Regions from separate parts of the Homo sapiens genome. Here region 2 is linked to region 1. Evidence: chromatin contacts called from ENCODE Hi-C data. All regions are on one chromosome and are shown on one strand. The core of a region is the stretch at or near the end of the contact, and the rest is flanking DNA. Distances in the headings are between cores, read along the strand shown. Region 1 holds the start of SLC20A1-DT (SLC20A1 divergent transcript). Region 2 holds the start of IL1F10 (interleukin 1 family member 10).

Evidence for each region. Hi-C counts contacts between places; a loop is a spot of excess contacts on that map. Pooled maps may share reads with other maps.
Region 2: a map of PC-9 shows a loop between it and region 1 (4-fold over the local background). The contact joins the promoter of IL1F10 here to the promoter of SLC20A1-DT in region 1. A Hi-C loop is called at or near these places in 1 of 168 maps with a recorded cell type or tissue (PC-9) and 1 of 50 pooled maps.

What each region holds. Positions count from the first base shown.
Region 1 is chr2:112,639,814-112,646,722 of GRCh38, reverse strand. SLC20A1-DT (SLC20A1 divergent transcript) reads left to right here and starts at 2,543. Exons shown (of 5, transcript NR_033871.1): 1 at 2,543-2,624; 2 at 2,708-2,764; 3 at 3,430-3,544; 4 at 4,534-4,640; 5 at 4,741-4,893. It overlaps SLC20A1 (solute carrier family 20 member 1), which reads right to left and starts at 784. Exons shown (of 11, transcript NM_005415.5): 1 at 594-784; 2 at 1-160. LOC107985934 (a long non-coding RNA gene) reads right to left here. Exons shown (of 2, transcript XR_001739642.2): 2 at 6,877-6,909. RefSeq lists a silencer at 293-1,122 and enhancers at 3,762-4,961, 5,557-5,851, 5,091-6,290.
Region 2 is chr2:113,064,322-113,071,230 of GRCh38, reverse strand. It overlaps IL1F10 (interleukin 1 family member 10), which reads right to left and starts at 3,261. Exons shown (of 5, transcript NM_173161.3): 1 at 3,215-3,261. It overlaps IL36RN (interleukin 36 receptor antagonist), which reads right to left. Exons shown (of 5, transcript NM_012275.3): 5 at 6,487-6,909.

The DNA of each region.
Region 1 (6,909 bases), core at 1,294-3,793:
TAAAATTAAATACTGTAAACTACGGCACAGAAACCGAGCTGGGGAGTTACTGCTATACGCTGCGTATGGGCATCTGTTGTCTGGGGTTTCTTTGGCTCAGGAGGGCTAAAAGCACGGAGCAGAATTCCATGGCGGAGAAGAGAAAGGACGCAAGTTCATCCTGCGGGGGAGGGGGGAAATAACAATAGCTGCGTGCCCCTGGGGGGCCAGTGGGGCACCCCGCTCTACCCACGCGCCCGGGGTCCCGCAATAGCCTCTGCCGGCTACTCCAGACCCCCATCCCCAGTAGGACGCGCGAGAAGGAGAGGCACGTGGCTCCGGGTCCTCCGCGGCCCGCGCGCGCCCAGCCCAGCCCCTGCGCTGCCAGCCCGCGCGCGCCCTCCGCGCGAAAATCGGAAAAGGGCCGTTCCCGCGCGCGCCGCCCGGGGACCGCCAAAAAGGCCCGCGGGCGGGCAGACGGGCGGAGTGGAGGCGGCCAGCGGCGAAGAGAGAAGCCAGCCGCGCCGCCCACGGCGTCCGCCTCCAGCGCCACGGCGTCCGCGCCCGGCCCCGGGGAGAAGAAAGAGCCTTTACGAGGCGGCGCCACTACTCACCAGGGAAAAGGGAGGGCGGAGCGGGAGACGAGGAGATCGAGGCGACAGCGGCTGGAGCCACGGGCACACGGCCCGGGTCGGCGGCACCGGGGACAGCTCAGCGGGACTCACGACCTTCCCAGGAAGCAGCCGCGGGGGTTTCAGCGGCCGAGAAGAAGAACCACGCAGAGAGCGCCGGCAGCCATCACTCCAGCGGAGCACCCCGCCGGCCCCTACTTATAGCCCGCGCAGCGACCCGCGTGACCCCGCCGCGCCTCGCGCCGGCCCCGAAGCCCCGCCCCCGGCATGACGCAGCCCTCCTCGGCCCGGCGTGCCCAGCCGGGTGAGCCCGACGGTGGCGCTCATTGGCCCGGCCCGCTTCGGCGGCCACGCCCCCAGCGGGGAGCCGGTCCACGTGGGGCGGGACAGCCCCCTCCCTGCGGCCTCGCCCTGGAGTCTCGGCACCGTCTGGCCCCGCCGGCTGATTACAGCCAGAGATCGAGGGGGACCTCGCTGTCCCCCTAGAGGCCGTCATGCGGGGTTACAGAGGCTGCGACCAAAGTCATTCCTAGCTCCTCTCTCGGGGCTCCGGAAAGCCGTCCGCGCCTCCAGCCGCACTTTCAGCGCACGCAGGACCTGCCGCGCCCGGTGGCCACACCCGTCCCTCTGCCGGGTGACGCTGCGGGAGATCTTGCGCCCTGGGGCTCCGGATCCAGTTCTGGCACGTTGTTGCACCTGTGACTTGTCCTTGGCCTGGCACTGTCCCTCGCCTGGGGGAAGCGGGGGGGTGGGGGGGGGATGCTCACGTGGTCGCTTTGCTCCCGCAGTCATGCACTTGGGTGAAAACAGACTGAAGAGTCACGGGAACCAGCTTGTCTCCCCAGTTATGGCGCAGAGCTGCAAGGATGGCTGTGGGTCATTAATTTCTCCGTGGCTGACCTGTGTTTGTAACGCCGCAGCTGTTGCGAGGGGGAAGGACACTGCTTCGGATTCAAATTCTGACTCCTTGCTGCAGTGTGTCACCTTGAGCCAGTCCCAGATCTCTGCGTTCTCACAATTGTAAAATGTTAACAGAGGCTGCCTACCTTGTGGCTGGAATTAAATGAATTAACGTGTGTGAATGTGACTAGAATTCAGTACATGTTCAGGAAAAGCTGATTTCCGCTTTGCTGTTACCGTGAATATTACTGTTTTAGGGTGTAGAAAAGGGTGGAAGGGGATGTTATTGCATCCTGGAAGCTTATCCTTTTGAGGTAAAGATTGATTTCTGGTCCCCTGCGTGGTATATAGTGTAGTTTTGACATTATTTAGATGTGTTATGCACATTTGGGTGTTGATTATATGGCTTACGATCAAGACTAACCAGTCATGCCGTGGGAGATTAAGGTCGTGGTCTCTTGTCAGGATTGTAGTGAGATTTAAAAATTCCAGCCAGAAATACCAGGCTTAGAATGCTCTGAAGCCCTCCCCACATTTTTGCCATCTCTAGCAGGAGGGCACTGCATAGCAGAAACAAAGACGTTGTAAATTGTTGCTGCCTGAGTCATTTATAGAGGCTTAAACAACCTGAATGTCCTCTGACCTACCTGTAACATTTGATGGAGTTGTATGAGTAACTTACAAAGCTGTAGGTCCCAAGGTCGGTCTGAAAAAGAAAGTTCATATCCGGGAGCACTGACCCCGTAGTGTAATCCTGGCACCTTAAAACGTACTGCTCCCTCCACCTTCACTTCAAGGTTATGAAAACATTGAGTAAAAGGGATGATCTGTTCAAAGTCCTTAGTGTTCTGCCAATTTAAAACAGTAATTTTCAAAGCAGTTATTTGCAAGGAAATTGCCTAGAACTTCTCCCAGTGTGCGGTTGTTTTGTGTGTTTGTGTGTGTGTTTTGTTTGTTTGTTTTCAGTCTGTCCACAGGCGTACTTTTATAGGTCTGTGATAGTAGGTAGCTCTTCAAGTTGGCAAACACCTGCTGGACAACCCCTGAGAGATTCATCTGAGTGAGAGAGCACTCTCCAGCCCCATCGGAGTGGGTTTGCAGGGAAATCATAAGGTAGAGATTCAAAGGAATTCCCTTGCGTTGCAAATGAAAACTGTATCTTCAGACTCTGATATAGTGTAATCCTTCCTTTTTAGGAAGAAATCCTTATCTTTCCAACACTGAGATGCTTCTGCCGAAGAGTAGAATGGGAGGTGAGGAATTGGGGTGGGCCCTCACTGCTTTGCCTCCGGATCAGTAGGGTACAGCCCTTGGAGACCAGGATCTTCCTTGGCTGGGACACCTTCGTCCTCCCCTAAGGGAGGAGAGGTAGGGATCTGCCTGTGGAAAGAAGTTACAGTGCCTTTTAAATAGAAATAGGAGGTAGGAGGACCGTCAGTTGTCAGTTCGTGCACAAATGGCATTGTTTCTGGCCTTATCTCTGAATGCTGAGGAAACAGGTCAGAGATCCTAAAGAGAATCTAATCTCTTAGAATCCAGGCATTGGCACAAACCCCCTCTAGCATCTTAGGGAGGTGGTTTGGTGTAGTGGTTAAACACATAGACTGTAAGACCAAACCACCTGCTCTGTCACTCACTAGTCCTGTGACCATAGGCAAATAAATTATCTGCCTCAGTTTCCTGATCTGTAAAGGGGTGAGATTGAGACTTCTAACTCACAGTGCTGTTGTGAGGACCAAATGAATGAATATATGTAAAGCCCTTGTAAAAGGGCTCTTATTCTCTTTGTTCAATAACTAGCTGAAGGCCTGTCATACATAGCCCATGTTTAAAATGAAGTATGTGTCAGATGTCAGGACCACCCTCTTCTCCCTGCCCTCTGATCCAAGCCCTTTCAAATTTCTCCCACGGCTCATAGTGAGGGGACACGCAAAACGGGCTGCTGCCGGAGGAAGAGGAACAGTGTTGTGGCTCATGCCATATGAATGGGCTCACTGGCCTGGCCCAGACCCTGACTGCCCACAGGATCTTTGGTGAGTCACTGTCACTGAGCCTGTGAGCCTAGGGTCCCTCTCCAACCTCACCCTCAGAGAGGACAGAACAAGATGACCTGTGGCATGCTGCAGAACACCATGTTGGGGACTGTGGGTTTAGAGTCCTCTTGGGGACATGTCCATCGTTCACTAATTCGGTGGAGTTGAGCTGCTGAGAGCTAGGAAAGCTACTCTCCCCCCGGATCCCAACCTAGCCCTGTGGAAGACCAGACAAAAGAAGGAAGCAATGACATTTCTGCACTTTTTAGTTCAGAGAGGCACAGTCAAGGAAATGCATTTGAGGTCACTGTTCGATGTACTTGAAGTACTCATCCTGGAAATAGTCTACTTGGAGTAGAGGGAGCTCAAGTGGGCATGGGAACGTTGTGGAACCAGACCAGGAACAAAGGCGGCTTCAGAGGCCGTCTGTGAGGACTTGCATGGGAGCAGGGGCGAGAACATCCAGGGAAGAGAAGGTAGGAGCCTTGGAGTAAAGGAGAACCAGCTCCTCTCCACCCACCAATGCCCTCCCCATCCCCAGATGAATGAGGTAATAATAATACCTGTAGCTGGACATGGTGGCTCAAGCTTGTAATCCCAGCATTTTGGGAGGCCAAGGCGGGTGGATCACCTGAGGACGGGAGTTCGAGACCAGCCTATCAACATGGAGAAACCCTGTCTCTACTAAAAATACAAAAATTAGTTGGGCACGGTGGTGCATGGCTGTAATCCCAGCTACTTGGGAGGCTGAGGCAGGAGAATCACTTGAACCCGGGAGGCGGAGATTGCGGTGAGCCAAGATCGTGCCATTGCACTCCAGCCTGGGCAACAAGAGCAAAACTCCATCTCAAAATAATAATAATAATAATATCTGTGATGCAGTTGAATGCTTACTGTGTGCCAGGTACTATTTCAGGTGCTCTGCATGGATTATCTCAGGTGATGCTCTCAATAAATCTCAGATGAGGTATTTTCCCCTTACTTTATAGACAGAGAAACGGAGGCACAGAGAAGGAAGCGGCAGTTAAAGCTGCGAAGAACCTAACAAATTTCAAGATTGTAAGTGCCTTTTCCCAGGATGCCAGCAAGTACTGAGGCAAGTATGATTGCCCTAGGTGCCAACTCTTATTTGCACTTAACACATTTACTTCCTCCTTCTTTCCCCCTCCTTTTTATTAACTCTGTTGCTTTTACAGCCTGTATTTTGAGCTGCATCAAACCCTGTTGGAATAAAAAAGGACATTTCTAGGAGATCAGTCTTCGAGATTGGCCCCAGTTTCCCCAGAGTAGGAAGAGGCAGGAAGCCAGAGCACATGTTCTCTCCAGAAATAAAGTTGTTGCAGTGGCCTAACCGTGTCTTAGAGTTACTGAAAACTCTGTTCTCTTGAGATTTCTCAAGAAAGGAAACCTATCTTGCAAGACAAAACCCACCTGTAGTCAATTCCTACAGGAAATAAATTCAAAATAATGTTTCAGGCAAGGGCCACATGTCACCACCACCACTTTCCCACCAGCTTTGAATGTGGCTGTCCTCTGTGTCTCCAGTCATTTCCCATTTCCCCCGGCATCTGTGGCTCTGTCCTGGCAGAGTCCAAGGGATGCTTGGGATCCAGGTGGGGGAAGGGTGCTTGAAAGCACCCAGACAGCCAAGCCCTGATATGGAGACTGGTTGAGACTGGTTGTGACTGGTCTCAGGCCAGCATCCCATGGCAAGAAAGCTGAGTTTTGGTTGTGCCAGACAAACTGGTGGGTCTATTTCTCCGCCAACACAGGAGTATGGGAGGTTGGCCCACCCTCTCTAGATTTTACATGCCTCTGTCCTGGCTGCACATGGCCTGGTCTCTTCCCTTTGGCTTTGAGTTCACACATGTGGGTGTGATATGGCATAGGAGCCAGGCAGAGGGAACAGAAGCACAGTTCTTAGAGCTTGAAATGGTCCAGGTGTCTCTGGAGCCAGCTTCTGGATAGCACAGCATCCTGAATACTTCTTTAGGAAGACGTCTCTGGTGACTTAAACTGGGACTTCTCGCTTTCCCCAAGGCCCAGTTTTCTCAGCTCTTAAACAGGGAAGAAAGGCAACTTGCTGGAAACTCAGGAACTTTGTGTAATGAAGATCCTACAGCAGAAAAGGAAGGGTCAGCTCGCTGCCCGCACAGTCCAGGATGTGTGGTTTTAGGCTGAGAAAGTGAGGGGGCAGCAGGACGTGAGTCATCCCCAAAGTCATCCCAGGAGGAGGTGGAGGGTAACAGCATCTGGCTTTGTATGGCTTCCCTAGCCTTTCATTCATTCGTCTGTTCAGTCAACAAATAGCCTGCTATGGATCTAGTGGATCAACAAGATTGACCAGCCCATGCTTTTATGGGCCACAAACCCCTTCTTGCATTGAGTTTCACACTGAGGACTGGCCATGAATACAACAGCCAAAGAGGCAAAGTCAATCTCTCCCTTCCCCCAACAGACCTGCCACTTCTGGACATGAACCACACACCTCATCTTCCAGTACATCCTTATTTATCATTCGCTCTCTCTACAGACCAGAGCACAGGAGACTGTGCCAGGCCACTCACTGCACAGTCCACTCCACCACTGCCGAGGCTCTTGCTCCCCAGCATTCCTCTTCCAGGGTCAGTGCCCCTCACTTGTCTGATCCCTTCAGCAAGAGAAAGCTTCCCAACAAGACCCCCCACCTCAGAGCTTGCTGGGCACAAAAAGCTGAGTTTTCAGGGAGGGAGTAGGGCCTGGGGCTGTACCTCTGCTTTCCTGGTCCAGAAATTCAGGTGTTTGGGGCACTCAAAGAGAGGCTTCTGCTATTGGGAACTGCCTCATGGGAGACTGAGGTTCTGAGCAGAACCCAGTTTCTTCATTTTCCGTGGGGAAGTCTATCTCCAATGATGGGACCCTCTAGCCCTCTGCCTAGAGCCTTCACTCCACCCCAGACCTGCTGAATGAGAATCTGCATTCTAACAAGATCCCCATATGATTCATAAGCATGCTGCAGTTTGGGAAGCAATCACAAGAATGACTCTTGCTACCTGGTAAGTTTAGAAACAATATGTTAACACATTCCGTTTCAGTCAGATGTTCAAAAAACACCACTTTTTTCTATTTTAAGTCCTGTTTTTCTGAGCAAGCATTCCTACTGTTCTAGGTAAGGGATAGTTTAGCACATGGGACCTGGGGCCAGACTATTAGAAATTAGAATCTTGTCGACCATTTACATGCTATGAGGTTGGGCAAATTGCTTAACTTCTCTGTGCCTCCCATTCCTCTGTAAAGTGGAAATAATAGGGTTGTTATGAGACTTAAATAAGTAAAATGCATAGCACTATCCCTGGCATTTAACAAGCATTTATTTGAATATTAAT
Region 2 (6,909 bases), core at 2,012-4,511, 420 kb before region 1:
ATTTTCAAAATATATTAGGTGAAAAATGCAGATTATAAATCAAGTGTACACTGTAATTCTATTTAAATCCACACATAGAGACACATACATAGAAATGTTACTCGTGTTGTTGCACCACTTACCTATGGCTTTATGAGTAATTTTTTAAACATATCAACATTTTCCTATAATGAACATGAATTTCCTTTGTAGTATCAAGTAAGTTTCAACATTTTTTAAATGAAGTGTTCAGTTAAAGTCATTGGCTCCTAAATGTGCCTGCCCATCTGCATCACCTGGGGGACTCTGTATAATTACTATTTCCTGGGCCGAAGGTTCTAATTCAGTAGGACTTGGAGTGATTCCAGCAATCAGCCATGCTGCTTGGGAACTGGTGTACTTTCATTCCATTCTTCACACTTATTAATAAATATATAAACCACCTGCAGTTCTTGTTAAAATAACAGATTCTGGTTTTTCAGGCCTGGGGTGGGGCCTGAGACTGTACATTTCAAATATGCAACCAGGTGATGTCAATGCTGCTGGTTCCTCCTGGCCAGCACTTTGAGTCCTAAAGGACTAGACAATCCCCCAGTACAGATAACTCAACAGCATCATGGCCTCAATGCAAGCCCACTTGATGATGGGCTCCCCTTGGCCAAACCACTGGGGCTTCTTTGGTTGTAGCAGCAGGACAGTGGGCAGTGTGGTAGCTGTGCCCAGATCTAGGTGGGGCAACAAAGTGGAGGGCCCTGGGTGAAGGTGGATAGCAAGCTGATGACTCCCACTCTGGGTCAGTGTCAGCTCAAAGAGCTGGAAGAAATTCAATGCTGGTCCAGTCCAGCTGGATCCCATGGGCCCTAGAAACCTCCCATTCTGGCACAGCCAAAATGTACAGTGTCTTTCCCAAAGGCTCCCCTATTCGGCTCCCTCCGCCTGGGTTCTGATAGATTGTGATGAAGTGAGTAAGGGTAGGAAGCTAGCGTCTGGTCCATCAGAGAGCCTGGGTCTTGGTGCTGAACCTCTGCTGTGTGCCAAGCCCCTCCCAGTGTGCCACATGCCTCACCCCCAAAGCTTCCCCTCCCTATTTTCCTCAAATGACTTTTCACTGAACTTCAGTCTATATCCCTCTTTTCTTCCTCTCATTTCTCCCTGGACATGGCATCTGGCTCTCAGACCTCCGCAATTCACCTGTCCTGGCTCAAACACTGCCATCAGCTAAACTTGGGCTTTCCCCATGTTCTTTTGCACAGCACCCTGTCCTATCCTTCATCATTCTCCTGCACAGTATCTATGTGGGATGTTCTGTCCAAGACCAATATTAACTTCTGTGGAGCAAGATCCAGAGATTCTTTTGATTCCTTTGATATTTAGTCATTGCCTCCTTGGAACCCTTGACATTGAATGACTCCCTTCACACCTCTTTCTCCCACTGTAGATTTCACCTCCTTCTGGGGCCACCCCTAAGGCTAACAAGGTCCTAAGCACTTCTATTTCACATCATATTAAGCTGCAATTCATTGACTTCTACAGCTGCAATGATTATCTTGGGCTAATGGCTCCCAAATGTAGACTGCACATCCCACTTTACCTCCTGCAGCCTACAGGACAGCCCACTTTGGACATCCTGCTGATATCCAACCAAATATATTTAAGGTTAAGTTAATTATCTTCTCCTCCCAGCCCACACATTCCTCCCAATTTCATTTCTCTCACTGTCATAATATTCCTCTCACCAGTGATATTCAAAACCTGAGACTCATTGACAATATCTCCTACTTCTCCTGACTCAGTGTCTAACTTATCAAGTCCCTACAGGTTATTTCTTTAAAATATAACTTTGTGTTTTTAATTGCCATTACTACTGTACTTGTATTCCCGGTTTTTCTGCCTTTCATTCATTCCAACCTATGTGAGGAATGTGGACCCACGTTCTAAAGATTTTTTTCACCACATCCCTGCCCAGCTCTAGAATCTACAGTGACTGACTGTTTTGTCACCGTCTGGCACTGATTTTCTTGTGTGATAGCATCTCACTTCTCCATGGACACTAAACCACACCTCCTGGCGACATAATTCCTTTCTTATCTTCTCAGTGGACGTACTCACAGGTGTCCCATTGTTCTCCCTGCCTCAAAAGTCATCCCTTCTCATTGTCATCCATTCAGATCTTTTGATATTAAGATCACTGGAGATAGTATCAGTATAGATGGGTTCAGTATCTAGTTCTATCAAATTAATTACCAGTGTAGAGTTACAGCTTAGACATACAGGGTTATGTCTTTTAACCTCCAACCCTCAGTTTCAGCACTATACATTCATGGGATTAGATTATGTGGTTATGAAGGTTCTTTCTAGGCCAAACTATTTATAATTCCATGACTCAGAGTTTAATGAATCTTTCCCTTACTATTGTAACTCTACTCTGAACTCCTATTAAATTTTACTGTATTATTTATTGTTGTACATAAAGATATTTGTTTCCCTTATAAAAGTTTATAAGATCTTGAAGTCATGAAGCATGGCTTACAGCTCACTTGAAGCTCTCTCCAACCACCCTAATTGAACTACCCTGGTCCTTGTGGCCAGGACATAGAAACACACAGAGCAGACTTTGAATAGAAAGGCTGAGTCCTAGACCTAGCTCTGCTACCAATTTATTTTGCCACCTTTTATCCCTGGGCCTTCAACTTATCAACATTGGATGGAAAGATTGAGTAAGGTATCTTTCAAAACTGTTTTAAGTTTCACAATAAAATTTTATGCAGAATTCTAATGATTGTAAAAAGGATAAAGGGCAGCTGCTTTGCTGACACAGGAAGCAATGGAGACTTTGGAACCCTGCTAGTATTTCTCTTGCCTACAAAGAAGACACTGAGGAGCTACCAAGGAGCACAAAAAAAAAAAAAACGAAAACAAAAAATCTCTTAAGCTTCCACCAAACACGGTTTGAATACCATTGGCCCAGATGGTTTCTTTTGAGATTACTTTCTAAAGTCAGTTGTTCTAAGTAGTTCAGAAATCTTGATTTGGCTTAACCTATTCCTTCTCCTCAAATCTCTTTATGTGCTCCTAAATGTTTTTGATGTCCCATCATGTCATATGAGGGGACTACCTTGTTACCTAGACAGCTTGCCAGGAGGAGTGAAGGGATAGAGGGCATACCAGAGATATTGACAGGAGAGAGTAGAAAAGAAAGAAAAGAGAGAGAGAATATTGCCTGTCCATCACTGACCTGCAGATCCTGAGTTCCTGGAACCCTGATCCCTGGAGACTCCAACTGATTTCTCCAGGGCATTGCGCTGTGTTTATACCGTCTGGTACAGGTGGGTCAGGCCTGCACCAATCTCTATAATTGGCTGCAGGACATGAAGGAAGAAGAGCCTGGGCATTTCACAATGTCTTTGGTACAGCATGAATAATAAGATGGTGGGAACATTAAGGAGCATTTGTTGAAGGGGGAGAGAGTCATCCATAAAGCCTTGGCAGAAATAAGGTATGGGGCCCCTGCTCTGTACTGACTGTCGTTGACTATGTTATTAGTGGGTTTGCAGCCAGATAAACAGTGCTGGGGTCAGACATCTTTGGTGCCCCGTGGGGCTCCATCCTAGGCTTGAAGAGGTGGTGAATACAAGAGAAAGTATGTCTGGCAAGCCCAAGGACAGAACAAATTCTGATGCCGGAATCCAGGCTGTGGCCAGACAGCCAGAATAAGAGAAGGGGCTGATAGCACTGTGAGTGTGACTCTGTTTGGAAAGACGAGAAGGGAGTCTCTGCTTTTCAGTGGGTTTAATTAGTTGGTACCAGCTTGATGGGACAGAACATCTAGGGAAACCCAACTGCAAAGATATTGACCTCAGATTCACCCTGAGACTGAGCAGACATCATGTGCCATGGACTGCTAGGAAATATGATAGTGTGAGTAGAGCACAGAGGAAAGAACACTCAGGTCTCTAATTGACATTACTTGACTCAGTCCATCCATCCATCCATCCACCCGGCCACCCATCTGTCCATCTATCTACCCATCTGTCCATTCTTCCATCCATCCATCATCCATCCAACCATCCATCCACCCATGTGCCCATCCATCCACCCTTCTGTCCACCCTTTCATCCATCCATTCATCCATCCATCCATCCATCCATCCATCCATCCCTCCATTACAAGCGTGGAGAAGCTTAGGTGTAATGTTCTCTGGAAACTAACAACCTTATTATAATTCTCCCTCTTTGGTCATTTGCAAAGTTCCACCAAGGGCTTCTTGAGGAAGTGGGATAGGTGGGTCTAAGACTCAGATGCCTGCAGGATGAGAAATGAGAAAAGATGGGCAGAAATGGGACCAGATTTCTGCTTTCTAAGGCCAGTGATCATTCTTCTTCCACTCTCCCAATCTCTCACCCTTCTATGGGAAGGCTTAAAGCATGAGTTACTATGTCAGGCAACCAATGAGTGTTTACCCAGCATTTACACTGCTGTGTGACACAGACATTCAATACACAGTCCTTGTTGTTAAGTAGTTTCACAGTCTAGCTGAGGAACTAAGTCATAAACACTTGAAAAGATAATTAAGAAGACCAGACTCTCTAAGCTGTGGGCCAAGGACATGTTGGAAACAATAGTGGCAGATAAGCTCCTTGGGCAAAAAAAAAATCTTAGAATTGAAAGGACTTTAGGCCAGGCATGGTGGCTCATGCCTGTATCCCAACACTTTGGGAGGCTAAGGCAGGCAGATCCCTTGAGGTCAGGAGTTCAAACCAGCCTGGCCAACATGGTGAAACCTCGTGTCTACTAAAAATAGAAAAATTAGCCAGGCATGGTGGCATGCACCTGTAGGCCCAGCTACTTAGGAGGCTGAGGCAGGGGAATCACTGGAACCTGGGAGGCAGAGGTTGCAGTGGGCCAAGATGGCACCACTGTACTCCAGCCTGGGCGACAGAGTGAAACTCCATCTCATAGACATGGAATCATAGTTTCCCTCCAATTGGAGAAATCTGTGCTATGGCATCCCTGAGAAATTGGTTAATTAGGCTCTGCCTTAACATCTCCAGGGTCAGGGACCACACAACCTCTTGAAGAAACCCTATCAATGTTTGTGGTCCTTGTGGTTAAAATATGGGGGTCATATAGGAAAAACAGCCTCCACATAATTTGCACCCATTGGTTCTGCTTGTGTGTTCTGGAATTACACAGAACAAGCACATTCTTCTACTTGGCAAGCCTTTAAGTGCTTGAAGAGGGCTCCCTGTGCATTGCTTTTTTCAGGATAATACCTCCCACATCGTAGCCTCTTCCCTACAGCCTGCCCTTGGAACATTCTCTGTTCCTCGATGTCTGCAATTTGTACAAACCCCACATGATGTGAGTATTGCATCTCTGTAAATACAGGTCCAGGCCAGTGATTTATACCAAAATTGCAGAAATCTAAAGCCACTAACTCTTTTTCACTTGTAGAGTCATGATGTCCAGCCTGTACATTCCTGAAGGAGGCATTTTATATTCCTTCTTTTACTACTGACTTGTGTCGGCTCATCATGGCTAAAGCTCTTCTGAGTTCTGTCATCCTACAAATGAGGAAGCAACAAATTCAGGCTGGAGAAACCTTCAAGAATGAGGTGGAATTTAAGCTGCTCCCTTAGAGGTGGGCCTGTTTAGATGGGTGGAGGAGAAGGAGAGAATATTCCAGGGTGGAGAAATAGTTTCTACATTATATACTCATTGGGTTTCCATTATGTGCCAAGCATTATGCAAGGTGCTAAGAGACAAACTTATATGTCCCTAACCTTAAGGTCATCCCAGGGGCCACAGACTCCAAGTTAAGGTACTACAGTGCAGGGAGGTGCATACAAACATTGCCAGATCAGATAGCTGGGGGTGTCTCAACTCAGTAAAAGCTTCTTGGAGGAGGTGACATCTTAGCAGGGTATTGAAAGATGAGAGATTTATCTAGGCAGAGAGGATGGATGGAGGACCCAAAAGCAGAGGGAGCAGCACAAGACTGTGTCTGGGCCCATGGACAAAGAGAGTGTGAACAGGGTCTGAAACACAGCCTAGCATCCGGAGCTCATGTTCTTGGCAGCCCTGAGAGGCCTGGGGTAGGAGCTGTGCTGCCTGTTGCCTGAGGACTTCAGCTGAATCTGGGCTGGAGCTGTGAGGTCCATAGAGGCAGCCTTGTCTGTCCTGGCCACCTCCTTGCCAGTGCCTCAGTGGACTCTCAACCACCAAGCTGGTCCAACAGGTGAAGTGCAGGTGGAATACCTGGGGCTCAGATATGGGCTCCTCCTCTGGCTTCTGCTCCCATTCCCCAGGGTTTGGGTGGGGACACTGGAGTTCATTCCTGGCACATAGGACAAGAGGATCTCAATCTTGCAGAACCAGATGACTCAACAAATGCTGTATTATTAGCTTTTAAATAGAATATTTGGGTAAATGAAGGATAGTTGTTCATTGTGAGAAAGAAAATAAAAAATATTGGAGAAAATTGCAATAATAAAACAAATGCATTTGTTTCTCTTTCTCTGCATATTATTTATCTATTGCTGCATAACAAGTTAGACCAAAACTGAGCAACTTAAAACAACAAACATCGATTATCTCACAGAGTCTCTGCTTCTAGGTTCACTAATGTGGCTGTGGGCAGGAGACTTCATTTTTTACCACGTAAGTCTCTTTATAGGCCTGCTCATAGCATGGCAGCTAGCTTCCCCCAGAGCGAGTGAGCCAAGATAGATTGGGGGCGGTGGGTGGCAGAGAGAGAGGGCTCAAGTAGAAGCTGCAGTGTCTTTTATAACCTAATCTTGGAAGTGGCATGCCATCACTTCTGCCATATTCTATTGGTCACAAAGACAACTTTGGTACATTGTGGGAGGGGACACACACAGAATGTAAACACGAGGAGACAGGGATCATTTTAGCAGCTGTATTAGTTTC